Regions from separate parts of the Homo sapiens genome. Here region 2 is linked to region 1. A link is a contact called in ENCODE POLR2A ChIA-PET data. All regions are on one chromosome and are shown on one strand. Each heading gives the region's core, a stretch centred on a gene start or an enhancer-like site at or near the end of the contact. The rest is flanking DNA. Distances are from core to core; before and after follow the strand shown. Region 1 holds the start of CHRNA5 (cholinergic receptor nicotinic alpha 5 subunit). Region 2 holds the start of CHRNA3 (cholinergic receptor nicotinic alpha 3 subunit).

Region 1 (7,448 bases), core at 3,553-6,052:
TATGGCTTATATTTTTGTGATATTTGATTTTATGCATTACTATTTAGTTATTACAATCTAATAAAAATGTGGCAAATTAATTTTCTTCTTTAAAACTCTCCACATTAAAATATGTCTGTACTTTTACATTTTGATTGTGGTCACTGAAATAGCCCTTGAAAGAGACCTTTACTTCTTATATCATTTCTTATGAAGGATTGAATTTTAATATCCCATCAAAACTTGCTTTTTTCTTTTAATCTGTGAAAATGAATTTAATTTCAGCAGTAAAATTGACAGCATCCATTTTTATCTTTAATTAACTTTTCAGTTTGGCTTTCATCTTAAAGGCTCACGGCAGAATTTATTACCAAGCCATAATAGAAGTGCTGAATGGAAGATTCAGAGAAGCTGCCTAGCTCTGAATTTAGCTCAGTTGACCCCATTATAAAAAAGAAAAGTGAACAACATTGATATAAAAGACAACTCATTAGGCCATACCACTCACAGATGACAATGTTTATTTTTGATGTCTGCTATTTACTTGGCCTCCTAATTCCCTTTCCATGCACTCTCTTTTTAACTCCAAAGCACCAACTGCCCTTTACTTAAGGGTTTTGTAAGGATGAAAGTACGTCAGAGAATAATTGCTACATAAATAATAATAGCTACCATCTATTGAACACTCAAGCACTGTGCTAAGGACTTTATGAACTTTACATTCTGTGAGGCAGGTTTTATGGCACTGTTTAAAAAGTTAGTAATAGGGCTTAAAGAGATTAACTTTAGTTTAGTGAATGGTTAAGTCCTTGAAGTCAGGTCACCTGGATTCGAATCCCTGCCCACTATTTTCTAGCTCGCTAGCTCTCAGATCTTTGGATTCATTTATTCAGTGAAAGTAATGAGCAGAGGGAGTACAGGGCCCAACTTAGAGAGATTGCTTTCATACAAGAAGTGACGATCAGCCCAGTGCTGAAGGAGGAGTAGGAGTTAGGCAAGGCAGAGGAGGAGGAGGGGTGGAGAGAGATTAGTCCAGGCAGAGGGAACAGCATGTGTGAAGGCCCTAGGGTGGGACTGGGCTTGGTGGTTCCTGGACTGAAGGGGCCCATGTGGCTGGAATTTAGCATGCAAAGGGGAGGGGTGTGATGTGGAGTTTGTGAGCGTAGCGGGGGCCCCTCTAAGAATCATGACAAGGACTTGGGATTTTGTTTCTGTTTGAAGACAATCACTCAGGCTGCCATCTGGAGAGTGTGTTGGAGGATGCAGGGAAGGAGACCCAGTGAGAGGCTGGGGCAGGAGTCTAAGATAGAGATGCATTTGAATAAACTAGGAGTGGAAAGGAGATACAAGAGATGGATTCAAAATAAATTCAAGGCTGGCCAGGCACGGTGGCTCACACCTGTAATCCCAGCACCTTGGGATGCTGAGGCAGGTGGATCACCTGGAGTTCGAGACCAGCCTGACCAACATGGTGAAACACTATCTCTACTAAAAATACAAAATTAGCTGGGCCTGGTGGCGCATGCTTGTAATCTCAGCTACTTGGGAGGCTGAGGCAGGAGAATCACTTGAACCTGGGAGGCAGAGGTTGCAGTGAGTTGACATCGCACCATTGCACTCCAGCCTGGGCAACAAGAGTGAAACTCCTTCTTAAAAATAAATACATAAAAATAAATAAATAAATAAATAAATTCCAGGTAAATAGCACTTAGAGTTGAATTAGACTCGGTGGGTGAAGCAGAGGGAGGAACTCAGGATGACTTCCAGTTTTCTAGCTTGAGTAATTAGTCAGATGGTGGTATCATTGATTGAGATGGGAAGGCTAAGAGGATAACATGGTTTGGAACATCTTAAGTGACATAACTAAGTGATTATGATGTAAAGTACATAGTCAAATACACTGGAGCTCAGAGGTGAGATCAGCACCTATCTGAGTATGAATCTGGTCATCATCAATATATGGATGGTATTTACAGCCAGGGAAGTGAATAAGATCACTGAGGGGGGAAGTTTACAGAGACAGAATAGGTCCCAGATTTGAGCCTCTGGAATTTCCAACATGCAAAGCCTGGGTAGAAGAGGAGGAACCTGCCAAGAGAACTGAGAAGGTGTTGGCCAAAACAAGGATAATAAAAGTACCACTCCTGTAATATTGATACTAAATGAACTAGCATATTAAAACGTGTTTAAATTCTTACAGTCCCCATTACTTAGCAGTGTTAAGATAATTGTTAAATTCTACTTTCTATGGCAAGGTACTGACTGGCAAGTAGGTATTATAAAGGTGAACAAGACATAGCCCCGCTGGGTATGGTGGTTCACACTCCTAATCCCAGCATTCTGGGAGGCCGAGGTGGGAGGATCTCTTGAGCCCAGGAGTTTGAGACAAGCCTAGACAGCATAGTTAGACCTTGTCTCTACCAAAAAAAAAAAAAAAAGAAAGAAACAAACAAAAAAATCAAAACTAAAAAAATTAGCTGGTTGTAGGGGTGCACCCCTGTAATCCCAGCTACTTGATAGGCAGGGGAGGGAGGATCGCTTGAGTTTGAGCCCTGGAGGTTGAGGCCACAGTGAGCTATCATCACACTGCTACACACTCCAGCCTGGGCAAGAGTAAAGCCCTGTCTCTACTAGGAAAAAAAAAAAAAAAAAAAAAAAAAAAAGACATAGCCTCTAGGCTGAGAAATCCACTATCTAGTAGAGAACATAATTATGGAGAAATAGATAAAGAGAAGGCAGGTGGCATTTGAAATGAGCCTTGAAGAAAGCGTGGGTTTGGATATTCAGAAGAGGGGAGAAGGAAGGATAAATGAAGACAGGAAAGTGTAATAAAAATTCCACAATCTTCAGAGGAAAAGGTGGTGTCTGGGATGCAAGAACTGTGTAATAGTCCCTTTGGCTAAGTCTCAGAAAGTTGGTAGATAGATGCCACTTTAGGGGAACTTTGTAGGTGGTGGCTGCAGCAACAGCAGCAATTTTCATTGTCATTTGGTCAGCTAATGTCTCCTAGCAGTGTGAAGATGCCTGTTATCAGAGTCAGGTGTAGCACCATATCCAGCAACCATGAGTAATTGGCGTATCCCCCTGGAAAAACCATGTAAGATGTAGACATTATATTCTGATTATTTGTTTGGATTTTAAAATGCCCAACAAATGTCACGCTTTGCCTTTCACTTAATAGCAACAATTAATAGTGTTTTTCATAGATTATGTAAATAACCATCATTCTCATGATTATTGATATAACATCTAGGAGTTCCAATTATACTTGCAGTGGCTGCACTGACAACCATTTCATTCTAGTTTTGCCACTGACAGGTACTGTGACCTTCAGCAGTTATTCAACTCCTCTGTTTCAAATCAGTTAGCTGTAAAAGCAGAATAACATTTTAAAGTCATCCAAACACTGTTAGGATGAATTGCATAAGTGCCTGTAAGTCCCATAAATTCTTCAGAGTAAAATGTAAATTTGCAGTGAAAGGATGATAGGTACTGTCTTTCATTTCTGTGCAGAAGTGCAATTAATTACTAATCTGGTTAACATCTTGTGCATCCCTTTTCTGTGGCCCCTTTGTTTAAGTCCTGTTTAAACAGATTGGCTCCATTGGATGTAATTTACATTTTTCCAGCTGTATTTGGACCTAAGAAGAGCATCTTCACTGAATTTTGCTGTTTAGATTCTTTGCAACCAGGTTTAGTTTTTCACAGATTTACTAGTCTGGAGGGTGGAGTGAAATTTTTGCTCACAATGAGTCTTAGAGGTGTCACCTCCATAAAGCGTTCTGTGAAGAGTCAGCGGCTCCCTCTGCCACTGAAGTTTAAAGATAATTCGCCTGAATCCCTTCAGCCAAATGAAGCTTTCTAATTATGGACAGAGAGGATGAAATATAGGGTCTGGAGGGATTTGAGACGGGTTTCCAGCAGTCGGCACCAATCTCCACCAGAGGTGCTAAGTGTCTGTAGCAGATAGTCACTAATATTTACAAATGTTAATTGATGACAACACGGAGGGCGATGCCCACGTTTGAGGCGACTGCATATCATTTCCGGGGATGGCTTGAGTGAGTGTCAGAGCTGTACCTTCCCGAGTCCTCTAGTTTATCTGCCTCGGTTCCTCGCTTCCAGACGAGGAAACAGGCCCAGAGAGGAAAGTGACTTGCCCAGGGTTGTCTCGCTGGTCCACAACACAGGTCTCCTGGTGGGGACCCCTTGGCTGACACGACAGCCCCAGGAGGCAGTCAAGCTGCGACTGGTACTTCCTGGTGAGAAAGACTTGAGTGGGCAGCGGGGCCCATGGAGAGCGCTGCAGCCTGGAGCAAGTCCCCCACCACTGTGATTCTGCCCCAGCCTCCAGCTTGTTTCTTTCTGATCACAACTCGGAATTACTTTATTTACATTTTCTATCAGCTGGGAGCAATCTGTCCCTCTGCTTCCCCTTTTGGTGCTGAGCACAGAGCAGACATCAATGAATAGCTGTTATCTTAAGGTGTGCAGTGACTAGGCCAAGGACATCCGGTGGTTAGAGAAGGACGCGCCTGCGATGCCAGCCTCAAGTCTTTGCCTTCCTGGAACTCTGCTCCAGGGTCGCACCTGCCCAAAGGAAGGCCTGGAGGCGGGGGCCAGGGCGATGGGGCTGGGCCAGGCGTGGAAAAAGAGGAGCTAGGAGCAGACAGGGTTGGACCAGAGGCGGGGCGGGGTGGGGAAAGGGTTGGTGGGGATCGGAGGCGGGGCTATGAATAGACCGGACTGGGCCAAAAGGAACAAGGCGAGGATTGGGCGGGGCCAGAGGGAAATAGGGGCGGGGCTAGGCGCCGGGAGCTTCCACATGCGTCCCGAGCCCGCCAGAAGCTGCTAGGCTGAGGCTGCTGTCCCGGCGGGAGCTGTGGCGCGGAGCGGCCCCTCTGCTGCGTCTGCCCTCGTTTTGTCTCACGACTCACACTCAGTGCTCCATTCCCCAAGAGTTCGCGTTCCCCGCGCGGCGGTCGAGAGGCGGCTGCCCGCGGTCCCGCGCGGGCGCGGGGCGATGGCGGCGCGGGGGTCAGGGCCCCGCGCGCTCCGCCTGCTGCTCTTGGTCCAGCTGGTCGCGGGGCGCTGCGGTCTAGCGGGCGCGGCGGGCGGCGCGCAGAGAGGTAAGCCCGGGCTGCAGAGGGGCGGGGCGGGAGCTGGCCCGGACTCCACATCGCGGTGCCCAGGAAGCCGCCAGGCGACGGCCGCCGGAAAACCTGGTTGCGAGGGGAGGTGGGTTTTTTTCTCCTGGGGGCTTGGAGTGAGGTTTCAGTTTAAATGTCCAGATTTGCTCATTTAAATGCAGAGAAAGGGCTACTTGGGTGGGTTTTCTTTGTTGTTCCACGACCTGCATCGCTGGAGACTACGAGGCTGGCTTAGCGTATACTTCCACACAACTTTTTCAGTAAAAGATGCCACTCTTGTCCAGCAGGGCTTTCCTGTCCTGGTGGCAGCCAAGCTTCCCATTTTGTTGCCCATTTACGGGATATAGAGACTCTGGGGTTCATTCTAGGGGTTGGGACTTATCTTCCACCTCCTGCCCGCCGCCTCTTCCTCCATCCCTGTCCCCTACCCACCGCAGCATTTGAAAACCTTTCCTTTCGCCGGAGATGAAAGGTGTGTGTTGTAGCAGGCTAGGCGGCCAACTTCCCTGGCTTCGGGGCTAATCGTTTGCATCCAGAGTTCCTCACTAGCTCCTTAGAGCACAGCTTTTTTCAGCCTGCTGTTTTTCAAGAGGTTTTGGACAGGAATGGAAACAACAAAAGAAATCGCGTAGTCCTACATGTTTCAAGTGCTTGGGAAAGTTTTAGAGTCAGTTCTCTCAATACCTTGAAGAAAAACACGTTTGTGGAGCAGCTATGGTGTGATCTAAACGTAGAAAAGCTAAGCATCCGTTAAGCAAGATATGATTACAGAAGTTCACTACGTCTGTATTTCAGGTTTTATGAGTGAGTTTCTTAAATAGTGGAAATATTGCAAGAACCTTTTCTTGCCTTTCCTTTGTTAAGGTTTTTAATCTATGGCTCCTGATTTTAGGAAGTAATAAGACTAGAATAATTCATTGCAGGATGTATTGCTTAGTGTAGACCGAAGAGAAATAAGATGGAGGGTGATTTAAACAAATGAAGAAAATCCTGGGCAGAGAGAGTTAAACAGAAAGAAAGGAATGTGATTTTGGAGCCAGGCAAACCTGTATTCAAATTATGGCTCTGGTGCATCCTGACTGGACGAACTTCTCTCAGCTGTTTTCCTTCTTTAAGAAATGGCGGGCCGGGCGCGGTGGCTCACGCCTGTAATCCCAGCACTTTGGGAGGCCGAGGCGGGCAGATCACGAGGTCAGGAGATCGAGACCATCCTGGCTAACACAGTGAAACCCCGTCTCTACTAAAAATACAAAAAAATTAGCCGGGCGTGGTGGTGCGCGCCTGTAGTCCCAGCTACTCGGGAGGCTGAGGCAGGAGAATGACGTGAACCCGAGAGGCGGAGGTTACAGTGAGCCGAGATCGCGCCACTGCACTCCAGCCTGGGCAACACAGCGAGACTCCGTCTCAAAAAAAAAAAAAAAGAAAAGAAAAGAAATGGGGGTAATAATCATGCTTACCTCTCAGAGTTCTTTTGAGGATTAAATAATGCATATAAAATGCCAGGCACAGTGCCTGACACTCGAGAAAATGGTAGTTCTCTACCCCTTTTGATGAAACTGAACTTTAAAAATCTGTTTCATGTCTTTTAATATAGAACACTGTAGCCAAGCATTAAATAGTGTAAATAGCTATCTCCCTTCATGCATGGTGTTCAGTGTTATAACAAAGTGAAATCGATTAGTTCCTGCTTTCTGCCCCACTTAGTTAATATCTCTCTCATAATAACCATCTGGTTCTATTGCACTTCTGTTTCCTCCTGCTTCCACGTAAGCTCCTTAAGAACTGTGATTCTTGTTTATCTTTGTATCGCCAACACCTGCCTTAATGTAGGAGCCCAGTGAAGGTTTGCGGAAGGAAGGAGTGGAACAGTATTACCTCTCTGGATATTAGTTTCTCCATCTGGATGGTGAGGGGCCATTAAAGGATCCCCCTTCCACCTTGAAAATTATAAGATTCTGTGTGCTCTTAGAAGTGATCATCTTGAAGAACAAAGTGATACTGAATGGATGATGTAATTGCACACTTGCTCTTAACTGTTAATATGCATTTGTGTACAACTGTCGTTCCATGTGGGTGGCTGAAAGTACTGTCTGGAAATAGGAGACCTGCCACTCGCTGTCTGTGTTTCCTTGGACGTATTACTTGACCTTGCTGATTCTTTGTTTCTCTCTCTTTAAAATGAAAGGGCGGTAGTAGATGTTTTTAAGTCAACTTTAAGTTTTTTAAGTTCAAATATAATTACCTTTATTTTTACAATTTATTGTTTTCATATTCGTCTTAGGTTCTTAATAGTAACTTTTCCCTGTGGTTTTCTGTGAG
Region 2 (7,448 bases), core at 2,263-4,762, 55 kb after region 1:
TTTACAGCCCCTGAATGGCTCTCCAGGGGTGTTTTCCAACATAGACACTCTTTCACCCCAAGGTTAAGCAAGACTGGACTCTGAAAGATTCCGGGGGAAGAATCCATGACCCCTGCAGGGCCCAGGAAGTGTCTGGGTCCAGAGGCTGGGAGGTCTGAGTCCTGAGCACCAGAGGAGAGAGGGGTGAGGCTGCGGCCACAGAGGGAACGTGTGCATCAAGTACTGGGTGGGGCACTGTGCCCATCTGGCTTTCCAACCTCCTGGGGATGAAGGCTGTGTGTGCTGAGTGCTCAGCTGGCCAGGCTGGCAGAAGGGTCACCCGCAGGCCAATGGGCCATTATGTCTCCTGGCAAGTCTGGACAAAGCCTCCCTGGGGAGGACATGTGGAAGGCAATTTCTTGGCCTCGATCTGAACAGGAAAATCTACTCCCACGCTACCAACAACAGCAGCATCTTATTCTGACTTAAGAATGAGTATAGGGGCTGTGCACAGTGGCTTCTGCCTGTAACCCCAGCACTTTGGGAGGCTGAGGTGTGTGGTTTGCTTGAGATCAGGCGTTCGAGACCAGCCTGGGCAACATGGCGAAACCCTGTCTCTATAACAAATCCAAAAATTAGCCAGACGTGGTGGTGCACAGCTGTGGTCCCAGCTACTTGGGAGGCTGAGGCAGGAGAACTGCTTGAACCCTGCTGGTGGAGATTGCAGTGAGCCGAGATCACGCCACAGCACTCCGGCCTGGGTGACAGAGCGAGATCCCGTCTGGAAAAAAAACTGAGTTTTTAGCAAGAGGGAGAGAAGGAGGTGTCTCAGGCACCACCCCAGGGTTTGGGGGCAGGGCTTCAATCTCAGGTTCGTACTCTTCTGTTGTGTGAACATGGAGAATGTCTTTCTCCAGGCTGCAACCTGTCCATCTGGGACTTGAGGGGTTGGGCCCTACAGTCCTTCCAGGGGGACTGTAGGGCAGTGCATGTGACCTCAAGCCTTAGAAGAGATATATCTGCCAGTCAGTGGACCCCAATCTGGGTTCCACAGAAGTAAATGAAGCCTGGTCTTTAGGCCTTTCTTGGTTCACCTAAAGCAAATAAAACAGTCACCACCAGGGGGCAGCAGTGCCTAGGGTCTGGTCACTTACTTGCTTGAGCCACAGGTTGGTCTCCATGATCTGGTTTACTTCATCCTAGAAAGAGGAATTAAAGTTGACAGGAGAATTACAAAACAAGACTAATTCTGGGAAAGGCTCCTCCAGAAGCCCCGGTCCCCATGGCCACGGCTCGTGGCTTCCAGCACTCACCACCTTCACCAGCTGAGACATGGACACCTCGAAATGGATGATGACTGGGTCAGACACGTTGGCTACAGGCCGGATGATCTCATTGTAATCTTCAAACAGCCGCTCAAATAGACGGTGCTCAGCCTCTGAGGCCCTGGCCACTGTGGGAAGCAGCCCTGTCAGTCCCTGGGGAAATCGTTACTTAACCTCCCCCACCCAGCCCAGCAGAAACATCACCCATCTACAGCATCCCCTCCACCTGTGGGGGGATTCTGTGGAACCCTAGACTTTCAGGCCAGTCTAACCCAGTGGGTTACAAAATGGGAAACTGAGGCCCAAGAGGGGCAGGATTCTACCTGGCCACACGCATTCAGTGAGAAGCACAGTGGTTGCAAGCCTGGGCTCTGGAGTTGGACAGATCTGGTGCAAATCCTGACAAATCACTTGTAAGCTGTGTGAGCTTAGGCAAGTGGCTTAACCTCTCTGAACCTGTGTCTTTACCAGTCAAAATAAGGATTATAAACGTATCCACCTCAAAGGGTTGTTGTGAAGGAAGTGCACAGCTTGGTGCTGCGGTAAGAGGTCAAGAACTATTCGCAATCTTTTCCTGGGTTGTTTCTGCCGGGTGGGGGTGTGGGGCAAATGCTGTCTGCCTGGGTACAGCCACTCACTGCTTCCACGATGGAAAGATGGCCAGTCCGCTCCCAGGGGCAGGGCCAACCACGGTCGCCCAGGCCCAGGTCTTCTACCTCCCAGCCTCCGGGAGAACACAGCCCAGGTCTGGGCCTCTCCTGCATTCCACCCTGTAGGGGTGGCCACCAGCCCTCTTAGAAGCCAAGGCACTGTGTGACTCCCGTGATCTCGTGTGACCCCCAGCTCTTGCTGATGCTGTCTTCATATCCTGATGAAAGACTCTGACCTCTGCAACCCTTGGGCACCCCTCTTTGTTCCTAAGCCACACCCCAGCACAAGTGAGGCATACCGGGTCAGCTGTCTTCTGATTCCCACGTACAGATCTGGGGGCAGCTTGGGGAAGCGGGAGGAGAATCCTCTAGGAAGTTGAATCCAACTTCCTCAGGTCTTGAAATAGGATTTTTCCTGCTCCCCACTCTCCTTCCCCAGGATGAAAGAAGGGTCCCAGGCAGGAGGTCGGTTGAGAGCGTATGGCGTTCTGAGTAGTGCAGGCCTCGGCACCGAGGGCGGAAAGCGCTCTGAGCTCACAGCCGCACGACAGACCGCCGGCCTGGGCCCTCCAGGAATTCCCTGCAGCCTTGCCCGGTCCCCGACTCTCGCTACCCACCAGCCCTCCCAGGCACCCAAGAGCCTCCCAGCGGCGGGCCAGGGCCGGCTTCCCCCAGCAGGCTCCTCTGGAGAGCGGGAGGAAGACAGGAGGCGCTCTCCCGGTGGAGGGTCCCTCAGCGACGCAGCCAGGAGCGCTAGGAGGCTACAACCGGAGGAGAGGCTGGCGCTCCAGCTCCAGCCCCAGTCCCGAAGCGACTCCCCTCTTCCCGAGGTGGCCTTGGCCAAGTCTTCAGCCATCTCCGTCAAATGAGGAGGTGGGCGGGATGCAGACGGTGGAGCGGGAGGCTTGGGCGCGCCAGTTTGGGAGCCAGTGCGCGGGGCAGGGCGACGGGCAGCGCGGGGACGCGAATCCCCAACTCCTGCGCCCAAGACGAAGGACCCGGTCTCGACCTCCCCATCACCCGGCGCGTACCAGCGCCCGCTCAGTGACTCCCAGGTTTGGTGGTGGCTAGGGGTGGGAGGTGAGCCGAAAGGGAAAAAGCCACCCCACCCAAGTCGCCGCCGGGCTGGAGCCAGTCTGCGCGGGTTCCGAGTCCCCGGCGACGGCGCCAGCCCTCTCCGCTCGCCCGCGCGGTGTTCTCGCCGGCAGCCCCTCCGGACCCCGCGCCCCTTCTCGGGCGCCCGTCCCTCCGGAGCCCTAACGCCTGTGCGCGTACCTGGCAGCAGAGACAGCAGCAGCAGCAGCAGCAGCCGCGGCGGCGACAGCGCCAGGGGCAGCGAGAGCGGGCCAGAGCCCATGGCTGGTGGCCGGGCTGGCCGCGGACCCGGACGGTCGGGAGCGGGCGCGGCGGTCGCAGAGACGGCCTCTCCCCGCGCGGCTCCAGCGCAGACCCCAGACCTGGAGCCGTGCGGGCGGAGACGCGCGGGGCTCCTCTCCGCTTCGCCGCCGCTGGGTTTCCAGCGCCCTCGGACCCGCGGGAGGACAGGAACCATCCGGAGTGAAGCTGCGCCAGGCGCGGGCGGGCGGGCGGGCGTGCGCGGGGCGGGGCGTACGTGCGGTAGGGGAAGGGGCTCCAGGTCCCAGTCCCCAGCGCCGGGCGAGCTCCTTCTCCGCCGGGCTGGGTGCTCCGGCCGGCGGCGTCCGACCAGATCTGAGCAGGTGCTGTCACCACCACCAGGAAGGAGAGGGACTCAGTTTCTGTCCCAGGTTTCCGGGGCGTGTGCAGCTCCCGCAGGGGGTTGGGACCACCGGGCTAGGCGGGCGCCGTAGGAGAGACGCTAACACACCCTGGGAAGGACGCCTTGTGTATCTCATGCTATTAAATAATTGTTAAATATTTTAGCCGGGAGCAGTGGCTCACGCCTGTAATCCCAGCCAGCACTTTGGGAGGCCAAGGCGGGCGGATCACGAGGTCAGAGACCATCCTGGCTAACATGGTGAAACCTCGTCTCTACTAAAAATACTCTACAAATTAGCCCGGCGTGGTGGCAGGCACCTGTAGTCCCAGCTACTCGGGAGGCTGAGGCAGGAGAATGGCGTGAACCCGGGAGGCAGAGCCTGCAGTGAGCCGAGATTGCGCCACTGCACTCCAGCCTGGGTGACAGAGTGAGACTTCATCTCAAAACAAAACAAAACAAAACAAAAAAACTTAGATATAGTACTGGTATTTTTTTTTTAAGTCCTTATAGCTTAGGGGTGGGTGGAAGTTAGTTGAAACAATATTGGCTATGAGTTGATAATTGTCGAGGCAGGATGATGGTACCTGGAGGTTTGTTATACTGTTCTCTTAACTTTGGAATACGTTTGGATTGTTCCTTAATGAAAAATTTTTTGGGGTGATCAGACCCAACCCCAGGCCATGGGGGTGACAAAGTCAGGCGGAGTCAAAAGAATGAGAAAAGACAAGAGAGAAAGCGGGACCAGGCGGCCAACGTATGGAGGCTACGAAGGCCCCCAGCTGTGGGAGCCCACGCTATTTATTGGTGATCAAAGAAACAGGTGGTGAGGATGTGGGGGTTGAAAGGAAGCGGTGTATCAAGCAAATGAACTACAGCTGTGACGGTAGTTCACCTCCCATCCCAAAGTGCTGGGATTACAGGCGTGAGCCACTGTGTGCAGCCTCATCTGCTCTTCTGATGGAGCAATCTGAGAGGGCAATGGGGTTCCCACCCTAGTCCCCTGCAGAACCTGTCCCCTTCCCCGCCACCATCTGCAACCCCAAGAATGTGCACTGATTGGCCAGGCAGGGTGCCCTGGAGCCTCCTGCCCTCTCTGACCACCCACCAGGGATGGGGGGCACCTTGATGTTGGCTTCTTTGACATCCTTTTATTGCAGGAGGAAGTTCTGTCATAAACTCTCCTCCTGGCATTCAGCAAATGGAGAGTCACCTTTATCATTTCCAGAATGTGCTGTTTACCCATATTAAAACCAAACAAAAGGAGACAGTTTGTGGAATGGAAAATGTAAGAATTGGGACCCACCTCTCAGGCCTCCAATTACAGCATTCTCAACTCTTGGCAAATGTCCCCCATTGGGACAATACTGTAAGTTATATATCCAACAAAGGACTTGTATCCAGAATGTATAAGGAACTCTCAAAACTCAACACTAAGTGTAGATGCATATGAGGGGTCTTACTGGGGTGATGCAGATGTTCTAAAACTGGATTCTGGTGGTAAGCTTACGACAACTCTTTGAATTGTACTTCAAATGGGTGGATTTTATGGTATGTAAATTATACCTCAATAAAGTTGTTTTCTAAAGAAAGTCTCAATGGTAAGAAAACGAACAATTTTTTAAATGAGCAAAAGAGTTAAACAGACTCTTCACCAAAGAGGTATACAGAAGACAAAAAAAAAAAAAAAAGCACGTGGAAGATGTTCAAATCACTAGCCATCAGGGACACGCAAATTAAAACCAGGGTGGAATCCAGTTGCTGAACAACTGGATCTCTCATACTTTGGTGGGATTGCAAAATGGTATAGCCACTCCAGAAAACAGTTTGACAGTTTCTTTCTCTTTCTTTTGTTCTTTTTTTTTTTTGACAGAGTCTCGCTCTGTCACCCAGGCTGGAGTGCAGTGGCACGATCTCGGCTCACTGCAACCTCTGCCTCCCAGGTTCAAGCAATTCTCCTGCCTCAACCTCCCGAGTAGCTGGGATTACAGGTACACACTACCACACCTGGCTAATTTTTGTATTTTTAGTAGAGACAGGGTTTTACCATATTGGCCAAGCTGGTCTTGAACTCCTGACCTTAGGTGATCTGCCGCCTTGGCCTCCCAAAGTGTTGGGGTTACAGGTGTGAGCCACCATGCCCGGCCTCAACAGTTTCATATAAAGTTAAATATACACTTACCATATAACCTAGCAATCACCCTCCTGAGTGTTTAAATAAATGAAAACTTTTATTCATACACAATCCTATATGTGAATCTTTATATTAGCTCTATTCATAATTGCCAAAAACTGGAAACAGCCTAAATGTGCGTCAACATCATACCACTGAACACTCCTCAGCAATACGAAAAAAACCCAACTTGATTGAATCTCGAAGGCACTATGCTGAATTAAAGAAGCCAGTCTCCAAAGGTCACTACTGTATGATTCCATTTAAATGGCATTCTTGAAAAGACCCGACTGTAGTGAAGGAGAAAAGATATGTGGTTGCCAGGGGCTAGGAGTGCAGGGAGTCAGGACTCTAAAGGAATAGCAGGACGGAGTTGTTTTGCGTGACAGATCTTTCCTGGGTCCTGATTGTGATGGTGGTTATACCAATCTATACATGTGTTAAAATTCCTAGAACTATATATTTAAAAGTCAATTTTATTGTATAATAATTTTTAAAACAGAATTTTTTAGAACATCCTCCTCCATTCCACAAATATTTTGAGTGCCTACTACATGCCAGGCACTGTGCAAAAGGCAGTATGTGCGAGGAGTGAATCAGAGCATCCGTGTGGGAGACAGACCTGAACCCAGCCATGAGAGAGAAGTGGAAAGTGACCAGCACCGCAGTCATGGAGGAGCAGGTCATGCCTTTCAGATGGGGGAACTAGGGATGGCTGCTCAGAGGAGGGGCATCTGGACTTGAAGGAGGGGTAGGAGCCATTCATTCATTCAACAAACATTTATTGAGCACCTACTGTGTGCCAAGCTCTGTCCTAGGCCCTGGGGATACTACCACGAATGTGAAGGAGCAGGTCCCTGTTCTCATGGAGCTCACACTCTAGTGGGTGAGCTGTGGATGACATACATGCCACCAGATAAGAGCGACAGGTACACAGGAGTGCTCGAGGAAGGAGGCAGGGTAACGTGACTGTAGGGAGGCTGCTTTAGAATGATTGGGTGGTTAGGGAAGGCCTCTCAGAGGAGGTGACATTGGAGCAAAGAATGGATTGGAGCCATGCCCTGACTGATGTGGCTGTGGAAAGAGCTTGGGAAGCCCTGGGGGAAGAGGAAGAAGGTTCAGGTAGAAGATAGGGAAGGCCAGGCATAGTGGCTCACACTTGTAATCCTAGCACTTTGGGAGGCCGAGGCAGGTGGGTCATTTGAGGTCAGGAGTTCGAAATCAGCCTGGCCAACAAAAATACAAAAATTAGCTGGGCACGGTGGCGGCTTTCTGTAATCCCAGCTACTTGGGAGGTTGAGGCAGGAGAATCACTTGAGCCTGGGCGATATAGCAAGACTCCGTTTAAAAGAAAAAAAAAAAGATGATGATATGGCAAATGCCAAGCCTCTGAGCTGGGAAGAATCTAGAAGTGTGTGAGGAACTGGACAAGGGGAAGTGGAGAGAGATGGTGATGGAGAGGCAGGCCGGCACCATGCCTGAAGCATAGTAGGTGCTGCTACGAAGTCATCTTTATCCCCATTGCCCGGTGCAGGGAAGGAAGACAGGCCAGAATTGAACTGTCTGAAGCTCCCTCCTACTGGGGC

Evidence for each region. ChIA-PET counts read pairs that join two places held with the same protein, here RNA polymerase II (POLR2A).
Region 2: POLR2A ChIA-PET joins it to region 1 with 15 read pairs in WTC11. The contact joins the promoter of CHRNA3 here to the promoter of CHRNA5 in region 1. POLR2A ChIA-PET finds 5 or more read pairs at or near these places in 5 of 52 experiments (GM12878, HEK293, SK-N-SH and 1 more).

What each region holds. Positions count from the first base shown.
Region 1 is chr15:78,560,718-78,568,165 of GRCh38, forward strand. It overlaps CHRNA5 (cholinergic receptor nicotinic alpha 5 subunit), which reads left to right and starts at 4,803. Exons shown (of 6, transcript NM_000745.4): 1 at 4,803-5,108. The coding sequence starts at 5,003. RefSeq lists an enhancer at 4,001-4,190 and a silencer at 5,001-5,090.
Region 2 is chr15:78,617,484-78,624,931 of GRCh38, forward strand. CHRNA3 (cholinergic receptor nicotinic alpha 3 subunit) reads right to left here and starts at 3,513. Exons shown (of 6, transcript NM_000743.5): 1 at 3,230-3,513; 2 at 1,293-1,432; 3 at 1,134-1,178. The coding sequence starts at 3,311. CHRNB4 (cholinergic receptor nicotinic beta 4 subunit) reads right to left here. Exons shown (of 6, transcript NM_000750.5): 6 at 6,628-7,448.